Linked DNA regions of Homo sapiens: region 2 is linked to region 1. The links are chromatin loops, found by intact Hi-C in ENCODE. Cell type or tissue: endothelial cell of umbilical vein. All regions are shown on one strand. Links, peaks and the distances in the headings refer to the core of each region. The heading gives the core; the rest is flanking DNA.

Region 1 (9,664 bases), core at 3,861-8,860:
GCACCCTGCCGGTGGCCATCCCAACCTCACGCGGTGAGGCCCAGGGGTGCAGCTGGACCCAGGCCTGCCTCCCCAGGCAAATGGCCGCCTGCCACTCTTGGAGCTGAGTCGGGTGGCAGTAGGCAGCCACAGTGACCAAATGTTTCTGTTAGAAAAACAGAGCAACGCAGCCACCAGGGGGAAAAGCTCTTTAGGGGAATGACTCAGCCCCACTGCTAATCACAGGCCACCCTGCTGCACACCTGAGACCCCACTAGCAGGCCGTGGAGGTCCCCCGGGGGTTAGGGGAACACAGCCAGAGCCCAGGAGGAGAGAACAGAGGCACAGTCACTGACATAAGACCCACACGGTCTCTGACACACATGCCTCATACAATGCAGAGAAAACACAGCACAGGCCCACTGCCAGGTGCACGCACAGAACCCAGGCAGCCCCAGGGCCAGGGTGCCGCCCCTCTCCTCCCCTACTATCAGGCATCAAGCGGGGGGACAAGCGAACTCAGGAATACATCCCAGCCTCCCGGTAAGGGCCCCAGAGGCAGGTGTCAGGTCGGAGGAAGGGGACAAAGTGGGCCCCCGCCCTGGAGCTCAGTGGCTGGTCTCCCCCTTCTGCAAAATGGGTGTCGCCCCTGACCTGGGTTGGCTCCCGGCTCTGGCACCCCCAGGTCCCAATCCAGGAGCCTCGTTTCCTCCTTGGGAAATGGAGCACCACAGGAGCGCTGCGACCACGGCCACCAGGACACACCCCAGCATGAGGGGCTCACCCGACCTGGGTCATGGTGGCCTGAGGGGCCACCACCATAGCCCGCTCCCCTCCCTCCCCAGCTCCAGGCACCCCAGCCTGAGGTCCCAGCACAGGGGAGCCTGGGGCAAGATGAAGCTTCTAGGGCGAGGAGGGTGAAACACAGGCCCGACAGGACCACGTGCACGCCTGACCTCACGCCATGGCTGTCTCCTTAGACACTGACCAGGGGCACTACCTGAGCGACCTCCCACAGACGCCTTCCCCCGGGGGTCCCATCTGACCATGAAAGAGCCTCTGCCCTCAGATTCCTACAGCCCACACCCGGCCCAAAGAGTCTCGGTGCCAGTGTGGCCCTCACCTCTCCCTCAGCCATACGGGCCACCAGGCTCCCACCTTAGCAACCACTGGACCCTGCTCCAGGGCCCAGGGTTCTGACCCTCCTGGCCACCATCCTTGTCACTCACCCTCTTGGCTTCCTGAGAGCCAGTGTCCCTCCCGCCCACGTGAAGTCCTGGCAAGGGCTCCTTCTCAGCCCAGCCAACCACTACCCTGGAACTGGGAGACTCAGTTTCCCAGGCATTTGAGGGGCAGGCCTGAGGCTTGGAGGGGAGCACCTGGAGGTTCAGACACAGATGTCCCGCAGCCAGGTGTTACCGCCGTGCCACCGTAATGAAGGCATGAGCAATCGGAAACTGCCCAGGGCCCGCCCCAGCAGAGGGGGCAACCCAGCAAAGTCCAAGGCGGCTCAGGGACAAGCTTTAAGAATTCAACAAAATGCTTTTGATATCTAATGTTGGATTTACAACTTTGAAATGCAAAACTGCATGTATAAATCTGTGAAACACAGGGCAGATACTAGACAAAATATGCCAGAATTTCCCAGTGATTACCGCGATTGGAAAATTTCATCTCCAGACTTTCCCATACATTATGCATTTTCTACAGCAAACAAGCATTGCTTTTGTGATCATAAAATACAAGCAGACACAATCAAGACTGGGGGAGGTTTCCTGGGGGAGAGCAGCCAGGCCCAGGACACAGGGCTCTCCTTCCTGGGCCATCAGCCAGGTCAGGGCCCTTGGGGCACAGGTCTGGGCAGCTCTACCAGTGGGCATGGGCAGAGAAGGACCCAGCTGGCTGAGCCCCTGATGCAATTGAGAGCAGGCCCCCTGCCGGAGACGGAGACAGAACAGCTGCCAAAACACAGCCTCGAGGCCGGGCTCTGTCTGGGGGTCTCGCTGCTGCTCCCCAGCCCACAGGGCTTCCAGCCGCACCAGGACAAGCTTCACTGCAAAGGCGGGAGAGGAGGGGTGGGGATGTGCCTGACCTTGGGGCATGTGCAGTGTGGACTGTGTGTGCGTGTGCATACGCACATACATTTGTACGTTTGTGGGATACTGGTGGGTGCACACGCTTTGTATGTGTGGACGTACACGTGTCTGTGTGTGGGGTGAGTATGCACGTGTGTTTACACATATGGGGTTTGGGTGTGTGCGTGTTCATGCATATGATGTGCGCATGTGTGGGCGTATACGTGTGTCCATTTATGGGGTATGGGATGCAGATATGTGCATGTATTCACGCACATTCATGTAGCGCATGTGTGTGTTCGTGCATATGGTGTGTGCATGGGTGTTCGTATCTGTGGGGTACAGGCATCATGCACGTGTGTTCATCTGTGTGGGGTGTGGGTATACCTGGACTGTGGCCTGAGGCTCCCCTACAGGACACTGCTCCCTGCCGCCTCCCCAGGGGATAACAGGACCCTGCTCCTCTTGCTAAAGCCAGTTTGGGAGCACCCCCACCCAGGCACCCCACGCCAGCCAGGCTCGCCTCTGACCAGATGGCTGAAGGAGCAGGTAGAGCAGGAAGTGGGAGCCAGTGACCCAGGTTCCCCTGGTGGCCAGGCTTGGTGGCCCATGTCCATGGAGTCCCCCACCCGCCAACGACCTCCGGCCATGCCTCCTGGGTACCAGGCCACCCATGGGCGGGGGTGGGGGTAACTCCCAGCTGACTCGCTGCCCAGCTGGCACCAATGAGGTCTCCACCTCAGCCCTGGGCTGAGTGTCTAGTGCTGACTCCTTCCTACAGGCAGGTGAGCTTGGGAGGCAGGGGCCCTGTGGACTTGGGAAGCGGGCTCAGGGTCTGGAGGCCAGAGGTCTTGTCCCCAGGCCCAGCATCCCATCAGCAAGAGCCCAGGAGGCTCTCAGGGCAGTCCTCCTCTAGCAATCTCAGGGGCAGCGTCCTCCCAGGAGTCACATCCAGATCACCATACGCACCCGCTGGCCCCTAGCATGTTCCATAAGTGGAGAGGGGTTGGCCTGTGGAGGCAGGGGCGGCCAGAAGATGTGCCGGAACCCCATCTAGAGGCTGACACGTAAACCCAGATGGCACAGGGGAGCCTGAGCATGAAGTGGCTGGCCTCTCCCTTGCGGGGGCCCAGCAACTGCCGACCCCATGTGCCAAGCCCCGCCTGCCCACTGGAACGCCTCAACAGGCTGCTCCCTGTGGTTGGTGACACCACCACTCGGGTCGGCTTGGCTGAGGCCAGCGGAGCATCTCCCCTCTGGGTCCATTCACATCCATCTTCCCCGGACAAATGAACACCCCCCAAACACTCACTTCCCACTTTGACCCCAGACCAAACACACAGCCACTCCTGGAATGCCGGTGATTGAGGGTGGCTGGACCCTTCTGTGCCCACAAACCAGGGCCTGGGCTATACCTGTGTGGCTGCACAACTGTGCCAGGACAGCCTTACCTTTGCCGGGGGCTTCGTGCCCTCCCAGCTGCGTGTGTCCATGGACGGGGGGACCTGGTAGATGTCATGCCCCATCCCGGCAGAAGGTGGCACCTGGTAAATATCCTGGGCAGGGCCTCCAGGCCCTGGGGGCACCTGGTACAGGTCTGTGGCCGGGCTGGGAAACGGGTGATGGGGTGTCTGCTTCGAGAAGGTGGATGTCTGCTTGGCTGGGGGAGACTGGAACTGAGGGCTGGGACCCGGGACTTGGTAGAGGCCTTGCTGAGCCTTGCTGGGAGTGGGCACCAGGTAGACGCTGTCTGGCTGGGGCTGGTAGGTGTTGGGGAGCATGGGCGTGTACTGGGAGGCCGGAGGCGCTGGGGCATGGAGGCCAGGCTGAGGCTGGGCCGGGGTGGCGGGAGGGCCGGGGCCAGGCCCTGCTGGCTTCTTATCATACATGCCCACCAAGATCTTGAGGCGGTTCCCAGGCACGATGCCCTGGCGCCCATGCAGCGAGCAGAGCCACCAGCCGTCCAGGCCCTGCGTGTCCTGCTCCAGCACCGTCATGATGTCACCCTTGCGGAAGGAGAGCTCATCCGGGGACTCGGCCACATTGTCATAGAGCGCTTTGGCCAGCACGTTCTGGGGAGAGAGGACACAGGTGTGAGAACAGAAGGATGTGCATGGGGCGTCAGGGGCTCCCCAGCTCCTGCCCTGCTCTGGGGAGGTGCCCAGCTTTGATACTAGGAAAAGAACTCAGTGGAGTTTGGCGAGATCATTGTGCCTTTGCCTCCACTGTCCCCACCTGTTCCCCAGCAGAAAGGCCCAGCTGATCCTGGCCTTTCTTTCAACTGCACCTGTATAGCACCTCAAAATCCTCTTGACCACTGTCACCACCAAAACTCCAGGGATGACCCTCAAGATATCCCTAAAAGCCCCACCCAAGGCCACTCTGCTACCTGGACCAACACAAGGAGAGCGGCAGTAATCACGACAAAGCTGCCAAGTTAAAACAAATAGCAAATGGTTCTCTCTCGAGGTGCACGAAAATAATCTGACAAAAAGAACAGCTTCTTAGGATAAAAAAATGAACAACAATAAGACAGAGCTTCCTTAACAAAGTCTATCTACCCCAAATCCAAAAAGTCAGTAATTAATTTAGAAACTTCAAACACCTTCCCCAAGGCTGGGAAAGAAACAGGAGGCACACCCTCCCTGTCCTGGCCCCGTCGCCCTCAGCAAACCCTTGCAGAGCCGGGTACGTGCTCCATGTGGCCCAGGAGCCAAGCAGTCCGAGAGGGACTTGGAGGAGGCTGTGGGATCAGAGGCATGAGTGCCGTGGCGAGGGCAGGGGCGGAGCCTCGCTGGGACACTAGAGCCCAGGCAGGGAGGCCTCGCAGTTTCCCACCACACACTCATGCATCCTCGCCCCTGCCGCTGCTGCCCCATCGAGGTGCCAGGCGCAGGATGGGCCCAGAGAGACAGAGGATCCCTGGCTGGAGGGTGTGGGCGGTTGCAGCAAAAGGCAGGTGTGAGGGAGGCACGGGGTGAGACAAGGCCAGGGCTGCGGCCCCTCCTAGGGCAGCAGAGGGCTGCATGGGTTCCACAGGGGCCCCAGACTTCACACACAGGGAAGCCGGGTGTGAGAACAGTGCCAGGCTGGCTGGACAGTGACCGGCACTGGGCTCCAGCCACCCCACCAGCCTGGCCTCAGCTCTGGGCTGCCCTGCAAGGTCCCTCCTCAGAGTCTCCTGGCGTCTTAGATGTGCAGCCTGGTCGAGACTCTGACTCGGAAATGGGACCTGGGTTCTGGCCAGCCAGTAGCTGTGTGACCATCCCCACTTGGGCCCAAGTCCCACTTTCTGGACTCCATCTGCAAGGAGTGAAACAAGGAAGAAAGGGCCACGCCCCCTTGGGCAGAAACAGGAAGCAGGAGCCTGTGCCTTGGGGCAGAGGAGTGGGGGTGAGGCCTCTTTCAAGTCCCTAGGGCCCACCCTCCTCCCCTATATGAGCAGGGGCTGGACAGTGCCCCTCTGAGCGCCATCTCCCTGGCCGGCATCAGAGGGCGATGGCATACCAGGCAGCGGCCTGGGTAGGCAGTAGTTGCCCCAGGTCCCAGGATCAGACATTCAGACCCCATGGTTCACTTGCCCTGGGTGGACATCATCAGCAGGGAGCCCATTTCTCCAGAGCAGCTAGGAGCCTCCAGTCCCTAAAAGGGCCAGAGGCTGGAGTGTGGAGAGCCAGGAGGAGCAAGGCCCAAGGGAGGGGCCAGGGGGCAGCTAGGAGAGGGCAGGCCCAGGTGGAGTCATATTGGAGCCAAGGTGAGCACAAGGGCAGAGGCCCTGGATGGCTGCAACACTGTCCACACCATGATTACAACAAAATGAAAAAGGCACTCAAGTGAAAAGCACATCTCAAGAAAATGTCCTGTGAAACGTAAAGACAAGAGAGGGTCAGGAAGACACCAGAGATGTCTGAGACAATGGAGATAGTTTCTCTTCCTGTTTTTCAGGAATGAGTGTTTCTTGCTTTGGGGCTGAAAAACTACACAAAAAGAAAAAAAAAGAAAACGGTGGACTATGTCCCAGGCTCTGAGGCAGGACGGGACAGGCAGTGCGGCAGGTCTAGGGGCCAGAGCCCCACAGAGGAGCGGGAGGGCGGGGGCTGTCCTGCAGCCCACCGGGCTCAGGGCCCCCATCCCAGGCGGCCAGCAAGACAAGCATTTCCCAAATATGGTCTGCAGCCTGCCTCTGGGAATCACAGCCCATCGGGGGCGGGCCACCCTTCCCCAGTGACCCTACACACCACAGAGCTGCCCCTCCGGGTCCCCCAGCCCCTGCCCTGGTGACCACAGGAAGTGCCAGCAGAGTGAGTCACAGGAAAATTCCCCTCCAGCCAAGTCAGAGAAGGTGGGGGTTTAGACAGAGGGGACCGCCCCGCGAAGGCCCCTCACCTCCTAGGAGGGTGGCCCAGGAAAGGCTGGCAGAGGCCCCATCAGGCAGGGCCAGGCACTCAGAGAGGCTGAGGGAGCACAGGCAGGGAGGCCGGGGGCTCTGTGGAGGGAAGGGCCCTGCAGGGAGGGAAAGCCCGGCCCAGGTGAGCGGCTGGGGCCTCTGGCCTCACAGCCCAGCCCTGCCAGGCATGAGCTCACTGATCGGCCACAGCCCAGTCTGGGGCCGCTGAAGCCAGGCTGGGAAGCATCTCACAGGCTGGGCACGTGGCACCAGGCGCCTGGCACCAGGAGCTTCCCCGCCTGCGTCAGCTGGTGTGCCCCCGCCCAGCCTGAGCTCTGGACGCTGCTGGTACACAACCGACCACTCCAGCTGGCCAGGGCCCCCGCCTCTCCGGGCCTCTCTGCCTCCTGTTCTGTTCCCTAAGGACATGCACTCCTTCTTCCTCACTAGGCAGACTCAGACCTGGGCCCGGCTGTGGGACTTTGGGCAAATCCCTTAGCCTCTCTGAGCATCTAGATCCTCTCTGCTGGATGACAGCCCTCATTTCATAGGATTGTTCTTTTTTTTTTTTTTTTTTTTTTTTTTTTTGAGACTGGGTTCTGCTCTATTGCCCAGTAGCGCGATCATGGCTCTCACTGCAACAACCTCCCAGGCTCAAGTGATCCTCCCACCTCAGCCACCTCCCACCTTAGCCTCCCAAGTAGCTAGGACTACAGGCATACACCACCACGCCCAGCTAATTTTGTGTAGAGATGGGTTCTCCTTATGTTGCCCAGGGTGGTCTCAAACTCTTGGGCTCAAGTGATCCTCCAGCTTCGGACTCCCAAAGTGCTGGGATTACAGGCGTGAGCCACTGTGCCCAGCGCGCATTGTTCTTTTAACAAAAGATTCGCCTGGCCCCTGCTTTGGCTGGGCTCCGCAGAGATAGCGCAGGCCTAGTGGACAAGGCCTCTGTCTGAACCGGGCCTATACTGTAGTGGGACAGAAAGACACCAAACAATTTGCTTTCACGGGGAAGAAAGTGGGGTGCCAAAAATAATGTGGGAGAAGGCCTTTGCATACAGGGTCAGAGACGGCCTCCCCAAAGAGATGACATTCCACAGGATTCCTGTCTGAGAAGAGCATGGGGCAGAGGAAGGGCCTCAGCCAGGGGGCTGGAGCAGGGAGGCAGGCTGTGACCCTGGAGCGGCAAAAGGACTCACACCGCAGACTCCATGGATGATGCGTGCACAGCTCAGTGAACGTCATCCGCACAACCAGCTTCCCCACGGCCAGATAAGCCCAGACGAGCAAAGCACACACCACCCCAAGCATTCCTGCTCTGGACATGCTCGCAGGCCCCCCAGCAGCCTCCCCCGGAACCCCTGCCATGCTTCAAACTGGAGGAGAGGCCAGCCTCCCCAAGCCTACTTTCCTGGCCTCCCGCACTGCTGGGCCTAGGGCATGACCCAAGCTGGGCCAGTCAGGTGCTCCTGCCCAAGTTTTCAAGGGACACAACTGTGACCTCAGAAGGGGTGCAAAGCCAGTCCAGGTGGACACTGTCAGCCACCTGTGTCCAAGGCGCAGTGGAGGCTGCTGCCTGACTCACTCATTCTCTGGTACCCTACTCCTGCCGCACCCTACTCCCACTTCAGAACATGCTGGACTATCATCCCCTCCAGGAAGGCTCCTCCTGGGACACCTTCTCCCCTCTGCCCCCACCTCACAGTACTGCCCAGCATATCTTGACATAGCCCAATTCACACCCCTGCACCCCAGGCACCCAGGACAGGAGGACAAGTCTACCTCCTTCAGAAGGGTAACTCCAGGGCACGTGCACCAGAGGAACCCAGGAAGGCCTTTGGGGGCTTGCTCATCCCAAAGGGCAGGGCCAGAGGAGGAGAGCCCCAGCCTGATGCCAGCACTCCCTAAACAATATCCCAGCTGTTGCACATAGGACTGACAGGACTGCCCCACACGCTCTGCCTGGCTCTGAGAATGGCCCTCATTGTGTCCCCGGGGCCCGCCTGGGCACCATATCCACCCGGGCTGGGCAGGCAGGCCCTGAGAAGCACAGCGGCTGGGACCAGGGCTGCGGGTGACACACGTCAGGGAGAGCTGCAGCCGTCGGATGGGTGTTGGGGTCTCCTCATTGGCTCTGCCAGCTGCCTTGGGAGCCCTGGACGTGCTGTGGCTGTCCCCAAACTCCTTCTCTGGGTCAGGCGGAAGCTGGTGTCGGCGAGTGGTAAGGGGAGATGCTGCTGCTCCAAGGAGCCTTCCCTGGTTGCCTGAAGGGACAACCCAGGAGTTCTCAGGAGCAGGGCCAGCCCAAACCAACTGCAGAGAACACTGCAGGTATCACTGCTGACCAAAACCCTCTCTGCCAGGCCTGGCTCATATCTGGCCTGCACCCTTTCACCCAGCAAATATGACCTCAGCACCCGCAAGCCAGCACAAGGTGGGAGCTGGGAGAAAATGGCAAGAACTCCTGTTCTCTGCCCAAGACCCCAGGGTTGGGGGCAGACAAGGAAATGGGTAATAGTGCCACACTTGTCACTAAGTTCACAATAATAAGAACAGCACAGTTCCTCCCTGCGGGAGGCAGAGCTCTTTCCCACACAGCCACCAGCTCATTTAACCCTCAAAACAACCCCATAAGACACGATTACCTCCATCTTACTAGACAGGAAAACCAAGGCTCAGAAGCTCCCTGACAGCCCAGGGTCACTGAGTCCAGAAGCAGCAGAGGCCGACCCCAGGCTGAGACACGGTGGAGCTGGGTGGCTCCACTTTATCTCCACCGAGGGGTGACGCCTGGGTTCGTGGAAACCACCAGAGGAAATGTCACAGGCCTTTCCCACCCCTCCTGTCCACGCCCCCAACGCACACATGCACCCGCCCCAGCACAGAGCCTCGCACATAGCAGGCACTTGGGAAACACTGACTTCTTTCATACCCAGAACCATCACAAACTTGGGCCAAGTTTATTTCTGGGGCATTCTATTTGCTTGTCCCAAAGAGCCTCCGTGGCCAACGGATGCAGGCCCAATAAGCATGCGCCCAACTGGCCATCCGCACCCGGGACCCACCTGGAGGGGTCCTGATCACCCCACTTGGTCCTGGCCTCAGGCTCTGAGGGGCACCTCCTCTTCCCTCCCCCATGTCCCCATCCTGGGTGGAACTCCAGGACCTGCCAGCCTTAGTGGCAACTTCCCCTAATACTCCCACAACAACAGGGTGGCCA
Region 2 (11,084 bases), core at 3,266-8,265, 97 kb after region 1:
CTAGATCCTGGCAGGCACAGGAGTTAAGGGGGCAGGGAAGTTGGGCTGCAGCTAGAGTGCCTGGGGAGGCCTCTCTGAGAAGGGACAGTTGAGAGCTCAGTGATGAGAGGTAGGGAGCAAGAACATTGTAAGCAGCAAGAACGGGCAGTGATCCTGAGCACAATCTGGTCAGAAACAGAAAAGAGAGTTTGGCTTTAGCCGGGAGAAGACCCTCCACTTCTTCCTTTCCTGCACATACAAACAATGCATATACCCCTCTTTAACAACTTAAATGGCTGTATGCCCCTTCACTATTCTGCTCCTAGCTTTTTCAATTATCTACCATGTATTTCAGGGATCATTCCCGATCAGCACACAAAACATGTCCTCATTCTGTTAAAGCTGTATGTTATTCCATTGTAGGGAAGAACCATAATTTATTCAACAGTGGTTACTGCTGGACTGCCAATGGCAATCCTGTGCTACTACAAACATGGATAGCCACACCCTTGTCAAAAGTGTTATTTTAGGATTTCTACCAATATGGTGAAAAATGGCACCTCCTTGTCATTTAAATTTGTCTCTTTATTAACAAAATTTAGCATCTTTTCTAATGTATGAGCCATTTGTATTTCCTTTCTTGCGAGCTGTTGGTTCCTTGCCCTTTAAAAACTGGACAGTTGCTATGTTTATTGATTTGTAGGGGATCTTATGGAAATCTGCACCTTGTTTGGCTCTGAGTTGCAAATAGTTTTCTCCTGGTTTGCTGTCTTTGTTTATGGCGGTCTCTGCCATGCACAAGTTTTTAAAAAAAATTATGAATGTATCATTGTTCTAAGCCTTTGAAGGATGTTGTCTCAGTTAAAATGAACTTCCTACTAAGGCAGGTACTACTCTGCTCGCTGATGCGAATGATCCAGCTGAAAGGGAGAAGACAGCAATGTGAGAGGGACTAAGTGCAGGAATGATGACACTGGGAGAGGGAGCGAGGCCCGGCACAAAGGTGGAGCAGCGGCCACAGGCAGTACCACAAGGCAGGCAAGATCCATGGGTACTGGCACTGGAAGGATGGTGGAGTCGCTGCTTCCAAACTCTCCCTCCTCTTTTCTTAGCCAAACACAGAGCTACTTTGAGGCGCAGGCCATTAGGCTTTACTGACCTTTGCCCCTCCTTATTGCTGCCACAACTAACCTCTCCAGTCACTCAATCCCCTGTCACTGACTGTATTAGTCCGTTCTCACACTGGTATCAAGAACTACCAGAGACTGGATAATTTATACAAAAAAGAAGTTTAATTGCCTCATGGTTCCACAGGTTGTACAGAAAGCATGGCTGGGAAGGCCTCAAGAAACTTTCAATCATGGCGGGAAGGGGAGGCAAGCACGTCTTACATGGGTGGCGCAGGAGGAAGAGACAGAAGTGGGAGGTGCCACACACTTTTAAACAACCAAATCTCATGAGAACTCACTATCACGAAAACAGCAAGGGGGAAGTCCATGCCCATGATCCAATCACCTCCCACCGGGCCCCTCCTCCAATGCTGGGGATTATAATTGGACAAGAGATTTGGGCGGGGCACTAATCCAAACCATATCATTGACCAACGACTTCAGCACTTGGGAGGAGTTTGCTCGTTTTCCCTTTTCCTCTCTTTCAAGTGACTTCAGTATCCACAGATGATCCAAACCTGGCCTCAATTTTTTCAACCTTCTCAGAGCCAATCAACTTTGTCTTTCACCCAGCTCAGCCACTTATTCACACGGCATTCTCTCATACCCAATGAAACTGCTGCAACTTTTACTTCAAAGGTTCTGCTCTCTGTTCATTTCCTCTTACCCTTCTTAGCTTGGATACTTTTGTACTTCCACTGAACTCAATGGCAAATCCAGGAGACAGGGAGAATTTGGAAGCAATGATGGGTTACAAAAGAGACATTTACTTCACCTCTCACTCTTGGGGAATGTGAAGCATGGGGGGGAAAAAGAGCCTCTGCCTGAGGTTGCTGCAGGTGGCAGTGTTTCCAGGGGACCACTGGGCCATTTCAGAAAAGGCAAGAAGATAAAGGGATCATTCATCAAGGAAGCAGAGACTGAAAGGAACCAATGGGTTCTAGTGTGTACACAGAAGCAGAGGATAGGGAGGGGTTGGAGAGGGGTCCATTCAGGGAATGTTCAGGGCAGAGTACAGATGAGCATCTTAAAGATGAGCATGATCTGGAGGACTGGATTTCTGGTGACAACTGCAATGGATATCAGAGCACAGTGTGAATGAGAACTTCTGGGTGGCTGTTTCTACCTGCGTCTAGTGATGTCACTGCTGTTGAGAGCGTGCAGCTGCTCACTTTCCAGAGGGTTACTGACCTAATGCATTTTCTGTTTTTTTGCTCATCTATTCTTTTTGATCCCCCCCTTTCATTTTTCTGGACAACATCCCTTGATAATTCTATAAAATAGGGATTATGAATGAGAAACTGAGTTCCTGCACACCTGAAAAATGTCTTCATTTGCCTTTGATATCTAAGGGATAGCTTCTGTGGGTACAGACTCTTAGGTTCTGGACTATGCTATTTCAGAACTCTGAATATGTTACTTTATCATCCTCTTGCGTGTTACCAGAAGACTCTGATGCCAACTTGATCCTTGATATTTTATAGGCTGGCCAGTTTTCTCTCTCTGGACGCTTCCATTATATGTGTACAATTTGAGTCTTCTTAAACTCATAACTTCACAGTGGGCACTCAGTGTTCCCTTTCAATCTACAAATTGTTGCTTACGTTCTGGGAAATTTTCTCCCATTATTTCATTGGTTATTTGCTCCCTCCTCCACTGTCTCTGTCTCCTCCTCCTAGAACTCCTACTAGATGAACACTGGAACTTCTGAAATGAGCCTCCTTATTGTATTCACTTTTCTGTCAGCCTTTCTATCTCTTTGTCTTATTTTATATTCTAGGACAATTCTTTGGCTCATTCGTCCTGCTCACTTTCTTCCTTTAGTTGTATCCATTCTGCTACTCAACCCTTTAATGAGGTTCTAACTAAAGGATCATGTTTTATTTCCAAGGTCTAGGAAATAAAAATCATTCTTTTTTCTTATTTCATGAGTGCAGCATTCTCTTTTTATCTCTTTCAGGGATAAATTCACTTCCCTTAAAGTCTTCTTTAGGTTCTTATTAGGATCCTCCAATGTGAGCTTTTCAGTTTCTTCAGTTTGGTGTTTCTTTTATGATGGTTTGGCGACTGTTATGTGCTTGCTCATGGCTGTCTAGATCCTCGGTGTGTAAATGCTGCATTACTTCACCACTGCCAATCTCCATCGGTTACAGGGGAAGGGCAGGATATGCAGGGCTTCTGGACTCTGACTTCCACCTTTAATTTGATTCCCTCAGCCTTCTGCCCTTTAGGAATTCCTCAGATTTCTAGACTTCTCAGGATGCTTCTTTTCTTCTAGCATTGCCAGGACATATATCTAACATATTAGGGATTTGGGGCATACATGTGATGCATGTTCAGTCTGCCAACTTGAGAGCCATCTTAACAGGAGCCCTTCAGCACTCACCAGGTAGAAGCTGTTCTAGATATGAACCACTAATACCAAGGATCTTATAGTGGAAGACAAAGATTCCTTAAAAATCTTTAAATGGCACATGGAGAAGATGTCTTAAGATGATCAATCCATTTTCTTTGCTTTGCTTACCAAACAAATCTTCCTGTTACTTTTTATGATTTTTCTGGTTTTGTTTATTATTTTCTCATACTAGTTTTTGCATGCCTCAATAGGACAGACTCCTCTAGTTACTGAAATAGTAATTTTAAGTTAATAAGCAAGCATTTGAGTTTTGTAAGACAAATGTAACGCCAGCCTTATGATTGTCATGAATCAATTCATCGCAATCTAATCGACTGATAAAATCACATTTCCAGGACCGCAATGCTCCTACGATGATCCTGTAACAGAGGTATCGACAACAACCCTGGAGCCTCCTTCAAATTATGGGACATCACCAACAATCAATCACTAAGAGAAGAAATAATTTAGAAGAAGAATTCATTTTTGGTTACTCAAATATAACCCAATTTAAAGGAGACTGTTATTTCTCTTCTCTAGTAAGCTACAGACAGGATCTGCTCCCTTTAATAAGATGCTTGGTTAATAACATTTATTTACAGAGTAAAATTTTCTCATTATTTCCCTCCACACTAAAATATTTACATAAACTCAAACCACTTATGTTGCCTATTCCAACCAGTTTCTTGTCAGAGTGAGTAGGAAAATTCTTCATTAAATGTCATTGCCTTTGGGGTAAACAGAACATAAATAAAAAACCAGTTTTATTAAGGTTCTGCAATAAGAGGAACTATTTTTTGGACGAAATTTCTTTCTGCAAGTGAAGTTAAAGTTTTAAGAAACTTAAGAAAGAGAAGCCCATTGATAGACGCTCTACTTCTCTGTCACAGATTCTTTTCTGTCTTCTGTTTTTCATCTGCTGAGTAAGAAAAGAGTTAACTTATAAATGAGAGGAATGTTGTTTCAGCTCTACAGAAAGCTTTTAAGGATGAGGTCAATGCGAGGACCAGCTTCTTCATTAACTCATTAACAAGACAGGTCACTGTGGCCTCAGGGTTCATTTATCAGCAGGAAAACCTCAGCTGGTAATGGCTGGTTGTTTCCTGCACCTCTCAAAATTCCAAGCAGAGAAGTAGACTCCATTGTGAGTCTGTTTCCTGACTTGGAAGTAAAAAAAATATTTTCATGATGACCATTCTTTTCTCAGGCTGGAGTTACATTTGGCCCAAAGACACACTGGGCATGCACAGTGCTTCCACTCCCAGAGCACTTTCTAATGCTTTCTTCCCTCTCCAGTTAATTATTCCTAATGATGCTATGTGCATCTCATTGGGTCTTCCTGACAAGGCACCAGTTTTTAAATGAATTTTTATGTAAATGTTAATGGCTGTAAATTAGGCAAGTTGCAGCAGTAATTGCCCACCCGTCCACCTGCACCACATACCACCAGCTACAATTCTCTTTGACAGCTGCTGTTCTTAACTGGGACCTACTATTCCTAGTCCACAGTGGGATTCAAAGTTATTAATAACCCTATGGCAACCTAACTGGCTTTGCTATAATGTTCAGAAAGGTTTTCTTTTGTTTGTTCCTAGCATCTACCTTGGAGGAAGGAAATTATGAAGAGATTATCTTGAGGCTGTCAAGAGAAGATTGGTAGTTTTTCTCCAAAATAAGAGATTGGCTAGATTAGCAGAGAGTTTAAAGCAAAACTTCAAGGGAACCCTCTCAGTGAGGGGATTATAAATGCAACTCCTATGTCTGGCATTGCTCTGGCAATTTGGGAAGGCTTCTTTGACAGCAGAAGGTTTCAGCAGAGTGTAGAAAGGAAAAAAAAAAAAGGCCTGACCCTGCAATGCTGACACACTTTCCACAGCTCCAGCCATAGCATTTCTGGGGGAGGCCAAGCTGTCCTGTTCTCTTTCTTCTTCTTGCTTTAGTATTTTCCACCGTTTCTAGGACTCCCTTTCTGTGCTCAGTTTATTGCTGTACTCAAGCAGCCAGGTAACGAGGCAGTGTGGTTCCATGGAAAAGTAACTCTAGCTGGAGCAATCAAAAGACCTAGGTCTTTCGACTCTGTTCTGGTCCTTTGCCTCTCTTAACTTCCCTTTCCTGCAAAAGAAGCAGGTCCCTGTGGTCTCTTTCTCTTCTAAAACTCCAGTGGCATTTTATTAATTCCTAATATTTGTATAGTTCACACATTCCAAGTTAAATAGCTTTTTTAAGGATGTACCTCATCCCTGAATATCACAGGCCACACCAACAGATGTTTCCAAAGGCCAGCACATTGCCAAAAATTCACTGTCAGGATTGATTTGTGGCTTCTGCTATGCCAATGATTTTATAACCCTCTGTTAACATCGAAGTTTACTTTTTACTTTAAGATGTAGAGAACACTGGTGCTTTTGAATTACCATTGCTGGAAAAGTCTGGGATGTATTGTTTTAAAAAATTGCTACTTGCTACAGTCACAAATCCTTGTTGGCACTCCTGTCTGCACTAGTATCCTTCCTCATTTGCCAGGAAGAAAAAGTCAGTATAACAGGAACTTATGTATCCAAAACTCTGCCATGTCTCAGCTTCAGAATAGCTTTGGCAAAGTAGATTGTTTTCTTTACCAGCTGACTCATTAACAGAAAGGCTGTAAAAGTTTGTTTACTTGGAACAAAAGGGGCAGGTAGTAAGGAGGTCACTGCTGGCTCATCACTTCCCACCCCTAATGGTAGCCAAAGCCAAATGCAGAGTTAGAGTTCTGCCTGGCCCTGTACATCTGCACACGTGGGCTCTATCTGCATACTACAGCGGAAAAAAAACATCCTTTCTCTAGGCTCTTACTTGGGGGAAGAAGAACAAATATTTTGAGGTTAGGTGGCTAGGTTAAGAATCAGCAATCTTCCTCTTGCCTTTGGAAGAAACCACAGGGCAGTGATTCTCAACCTTGGGTCATTCTGCCCTCAGGAAACATTTGGTACAGTCTGGAGAAATTTTTGGTTGCCACAATCTGGGGAAGATATTACAGACATCTAGTGGGTAAAGGCTAGGGATGCTGCTAAACATGCTGTAATGCACAGGACAAAGAACTATCCAGCCCAAATGTCAGTGGTGCTAAGGTTGAGGAGTCTGCCCTAGGTGAGATGGCACCCCCTCAATCCAATGGGGTCACTGGAGATCTGCTGCATGGAGGATGGCAGTCTCCCTGGTAAGGCACTCTGAGCTCCCTGGAAGAAAACAACTAGATTTAAGGTCAGGACTATTAGTGAACAAACCCCATAGGTACCAACTTCTGGTTGTTCTTGGGGAAGACAGAGACTTGCTTTGTCCTCAGAAAAATGGAAAAAAGTCCCTGGGCTAAACTGCAAGGCTCTACTACATGACACTAAATAAGTTAAAAAATGTTCCAGCAAAAACTCCTTTACATTTTAGCTCTTTAGAGAACAAAATGCTGCTGGCACTAGATAGCAGGCCTCTCCGCACATGCATGTTCTCTCTTGCTGAATAGCAGTTCCTCTGTTGAGGATTCCACCTCTGAGCAGTCCTCAAGGAGTCGTGGAACAGCCTGGCTATGGTTTCCTTACACTAAATGTGTTGACTCCATTTTTTTCCAGCAAAAAAGGTGCAGTTAGTTCCACATCATGTAGATGAGAAACAAACACTAATGGAACAGTTCCAAGATGGAAAGGAAATGTAGAGAAAATGTATGTGTATGACAAAACAGCTAGGCCAATTCCCAGTCATTTGAGGGGGTTGGGGGACACAAGGCCTCAGGGCACCTGGGGAAGCCTGGAAAAGAGTTCATGACTTCATCACTAGCTCAATTATTTTACAAGCTTCCAAAAAGAAACTAGGCAGTAAGTTTCAGAACTGCCTTGGCCAGTAAACTAAAAATGGTCAATATCCTAGCACTGACTAGCCCTAGTCATACCACTCACAGTAACTCAGTTAATCAATGCAGGGTCATCTCGCGCATGAAAGGCTGATTTCCTAAGAAGGCAAAGAAAAGGAAATAATTCTGTAGATGATCTGGTAGTTGAGTAGACGGGGCAATACATAAGCATGCGACATTTTATGCAGAATTTTTAAAGGCATTTGCTTAATTGTGACATTTTAAGAATCTCTAGCAGGGTACTCACTTCCACAGCATGTATACTAAAATTAGAATCTCTAGCAGGAAACAGTTTCCCCCATTCCCAAATTAAAGCAGCACGAATAATTTTAGAGGTCTTATTTAGTGCAATTACTGTATGACAACAAGCTGTAATAAACCAGTTACTTAAAACCCAACCGATGAATTGCTTGGCTACTGGATGAAAGTAACTAACTTTTGGCAGTAGTGCATAAATTCTGAAGCTGATGAAAAGCTTGCTCTGTCAGTATATACAAGGCTTTGAGGGACTATGCATGTTTTTTCACTGGTATACACAAACATAAAAAGGAACCAGAGTGATGGCTACACAACACTGTGTATGTACGAAATGCCACTGAATTGTACACTTTAAAATGGTTAATTTTATGTTAGGTGTATTTCACCACAGTAAGAAAACAAAGGAAATCAGGTGTCAAATCACTTTAATTGCTTTAGAAAACAAAATCATGGGACTTATGCCATTAGAAAAGTAACTATAAAATAATGGTACAATTCGTGACTGAACAACCACGTTATAGCTTATGTTCAGATATTTTATAGTAGGCGTGTATTCACCTAAGAAAAACCAAAACAAGAAGAAAAACTGAATGAAAAGCTACTCAAAACAAATCTTCAGAAAGGGACTAATAACCCTTACAAAGAGCCCAGAAGTAACATCATTTAGAAAGAACATCCTGGCTGGGCACAGTGGCTCACACCTGTAATCCCAGCACTTTAGGAGGCCCAGATGGGTGGATCACAAGGTCAGGAGTTTGATACCAGCCTGGCCAATATGGTGAAACCTTGTCTCTACTAAAAATACAAAAATTAGCTGGGCATGGTGGTGCGTGCCTGTAGTCCCAGCTACTTGGGAGGGTAAGGCAGGAGAATCACTTGAACCCAGGAAGCAGAGGTTGCAGTGAGCTGAGATCGTGCCACTGCACTCCAGCCTGGGCAACAGAGGGAGACTACATCTCAAAAACAAAAAAAGAAGAAAGAAAAAAAGAAAGAACATTTTCAGGCTGGGTAAAGTGGCTCGTGTCTGTAATCACAGCACCTTGAGAGACTGAAGTGGGAAGATCACTTAAGCCCAAGAGATCAAGACCAGCCTGGGCAATCCCAGCACTTTGGGAGACTGAGGCAGGAGGTTCACTTAAGCCCAAGAGTTTGAGACCAGCCTGGGCAACAAAGCAAGACCCCATCACTACAAAAATAAAACAGGCTGGGAGCAGTGGCTCACACCTATAATCCCAGCACTTTGGGAGGCCGAGGCAGGTGGATCACTTAAGGTCAGGAGTTTGAGACCAGCCTGGCCACCATAGCAAAACCCTGTCTCTACTAAAAATACAAAAATTAGCTGGGCATGGTGGTACATGCCTGTAGTCCCAGCCACTCAGGAGGCTAAGACATGAGAATCGCTTGAATGTGGGAAGTGCAAGTTGCAGTGAACCTAGACCGTACCACTTTACCTCAGCCTGGGTGACAGAGTGAGACTCTGTCTCAAAAACAAAACAAAACAAAAAAAAACAAAACATTATCTGGGCATGGTGGCTATGCATCTGTAGTCCCAGCTACTTAAGAGGCTGAGCAAGAGGAAGGAGGACTGTTTAAGCCCAGGAGTTCAAGGATGCAGTGAACTATAATCATGTCACTGTTCTCCTCCCTAGATGACAAAGACCCTGTCTCTTAAAAAAGAAAGAAAAGAACATCCCAAAGTCTGCAAGAGAGTTTGGTAATAAGAGATCAAGATCATATGTTTTTTTCATGCCATGAGTTGTTAAACAAAAGATCATTTGTTTTCTTACTGTGATCAGTTAGACCACCATGAGGAAAATAATTAAGTAAACTTTAAAATCTTGAAAAATGCTGAAAACTTTGAAAAATGTTCAAGGCACATGACAGTGGGTCCTAAGTTGGTGCTCATTTGCTGTAAGACCTGGTCATGTCATCGGTGACTAAGCTGAGGCTGCACCAGAGAACATAATCAAGGTCTTCTAGATATGAGGTCTGAGGCTTCCAGGTCTCTACTCAAGAAGAAATCTGAATGCATGTGAAGTGAAAAAGAATTGGATGGTAGTGTGAGCAACACGGAACAATGGCTCAAATGTCAATGTTCAGTACTCCCAATGCATCTCCCATGAGCACTTCACTGTGCTTAAATTCTGCTGAATCCTCAGTGTTTACTAGCACATGTGAAGTGAAAGTAACAGAAAGGTGGTGAGATTGTGTCCTGGATTCTGACATCAAAGCTGTAGGTAAATGTAAATGAAGTAGCCCAAGGACCAGGAATGTCAATGTGCTGAAGTTCTCTAGGGGTAAACTCTCCAGTGTAAAGAGCACCAGGTAGGGCTGGGCATGGTGGCTCACGCCTGTAATTCCAGCACTTTGGCAGGCCGAGGCAGGTGGATCACGAGGTCAGGAGATCGAGACCATCCTGGCTAACACGGTGAAATCCCATCTCTACTAAAAATACAAAAAATTAGCCGGGCGTGGTGGTGGGTGCTTGTAGTCCCAGCTACTCGGGAGGCTAAGGCAGGAGAATGGCGTGAACCTGGGAGACGGAGCTTGCAGTGAGCCGTGATCATGCCACTGCACTCCAGCCTGGGTGACAGAGCAAGACTCTGTCTCAAAAAAAAAAAAAAAAAAAAAAAAAAAAAAAAAGAGTACCAGGTGGACAGGATGAAGGAAGCAACAATAAACTAAGTTTTATATAATCGATATTGGATATACTTTGATTTTCCAAGATAGCTCTAAAATCTTCCACTCAAAAAAAAAAAAAAAAAGTCAGCACCTACTACAAAAGATTGATATGCCATCCAAACTCTGGAAATAATTTTGCCCCATTCCTCTTCTCTGAGGTGGTATTTTGCTGCCTAATCAAAACTCGAAAATCTAGTTAGTCAACAGGACTTGCCCACCCCACTCCTGAAAAAAAATTCTGCTTAGCTTGGGAAAACACAGATGGTCTTGTCTGTCCTTCCATATGACAGCAAGTAGTTGGTGTCACAATGCGTCCCGGGAGCAGGAGTTCAGTAACAAGGGTCAGCATTTCTTTATTAATAGCATGAAAATGCATCCCAAGTGACCTTCAAAATAGAAGAAAGAACAGGCCAGGCACGGGGGGCTCACACCTGTAATCCCAGCACTTTGGGAGGCTGAGGTGGGTGAATCACGGGGTCAGAGTTCGACAACAGCCTGGTCAACATGGTGAAACCCTGTCCCCACTAAAAGTACAAAAAGTCAGCTGGGCATAATGGCGGGCGCTTGTAATCCCAGGTACTCAGGAGGCTGAGGCAGGAGAATCGCTTGAACCCAGGAGGCGGAGGTTACAGTGAGCCGAGATCGGACCATTGCACTCCAGCCCTGGCGACACAGTGAGACTCCATCTCAAAAAAAAAAAAAAAAAAAAAGAAAAAGA

What was found. Peaks named below come from ENCODE experiments on the same cell type or tissue, not always from the same donor. Only the 100,000 strongest peaks of a DNase experiment are listed, where the experiment ranks them.
Region 2: it touches region 1 in a loop (6-fold over the local background); 2 of 110 quality-filtered maps call a loop at or near these places.

What each region holds. Positions count from the first base shown.
Region 1 is chr16:75,238,965-75,248,628 of GRCh38, forward strand. It overlaps BCAR1 (BCAR1 scaffold protein, Cas family member), which reads right to left. Exons shown (of 7, transcript NM_014567.5): 2 at 3,506-4,126. Among named protein-coding and RNA genes, the nearest start is that of BCAR1, 7.8 kb to the right of the region's middle. RefSeq lists enhancers at 1-146, 1,829-2,670, 2,671-3,512, 5,663-5,772, 9,123-9,664. In endothelial cell of umbilical vein, for the core only: no CTCF peak of the experiment used is centred there; DNase peaks (open chromatin) are centred at 5,317, 6,367, 6,697 and 7,646; H3K27ac peaks cover 4,549 bases.
Region 2 is chr16:75,336,289-75,347,372 of GRCh38, forward strand. The region is part of intron 5 of CFDP1 (craniofacial development protein 1); the gene reads right to left. Among named protein-coding and RNA genes, the nearest start is that of BCAR1, 90 kb to the left of the region's middle. In endothelial cell of umbilical vein, for the core only: no CTCF peak of the experiment used is centred there; DNase peaks (open chromatin) are centred at 4,623, 6,203 and 7,183; H3K27ac peaks cover 4,841 bases.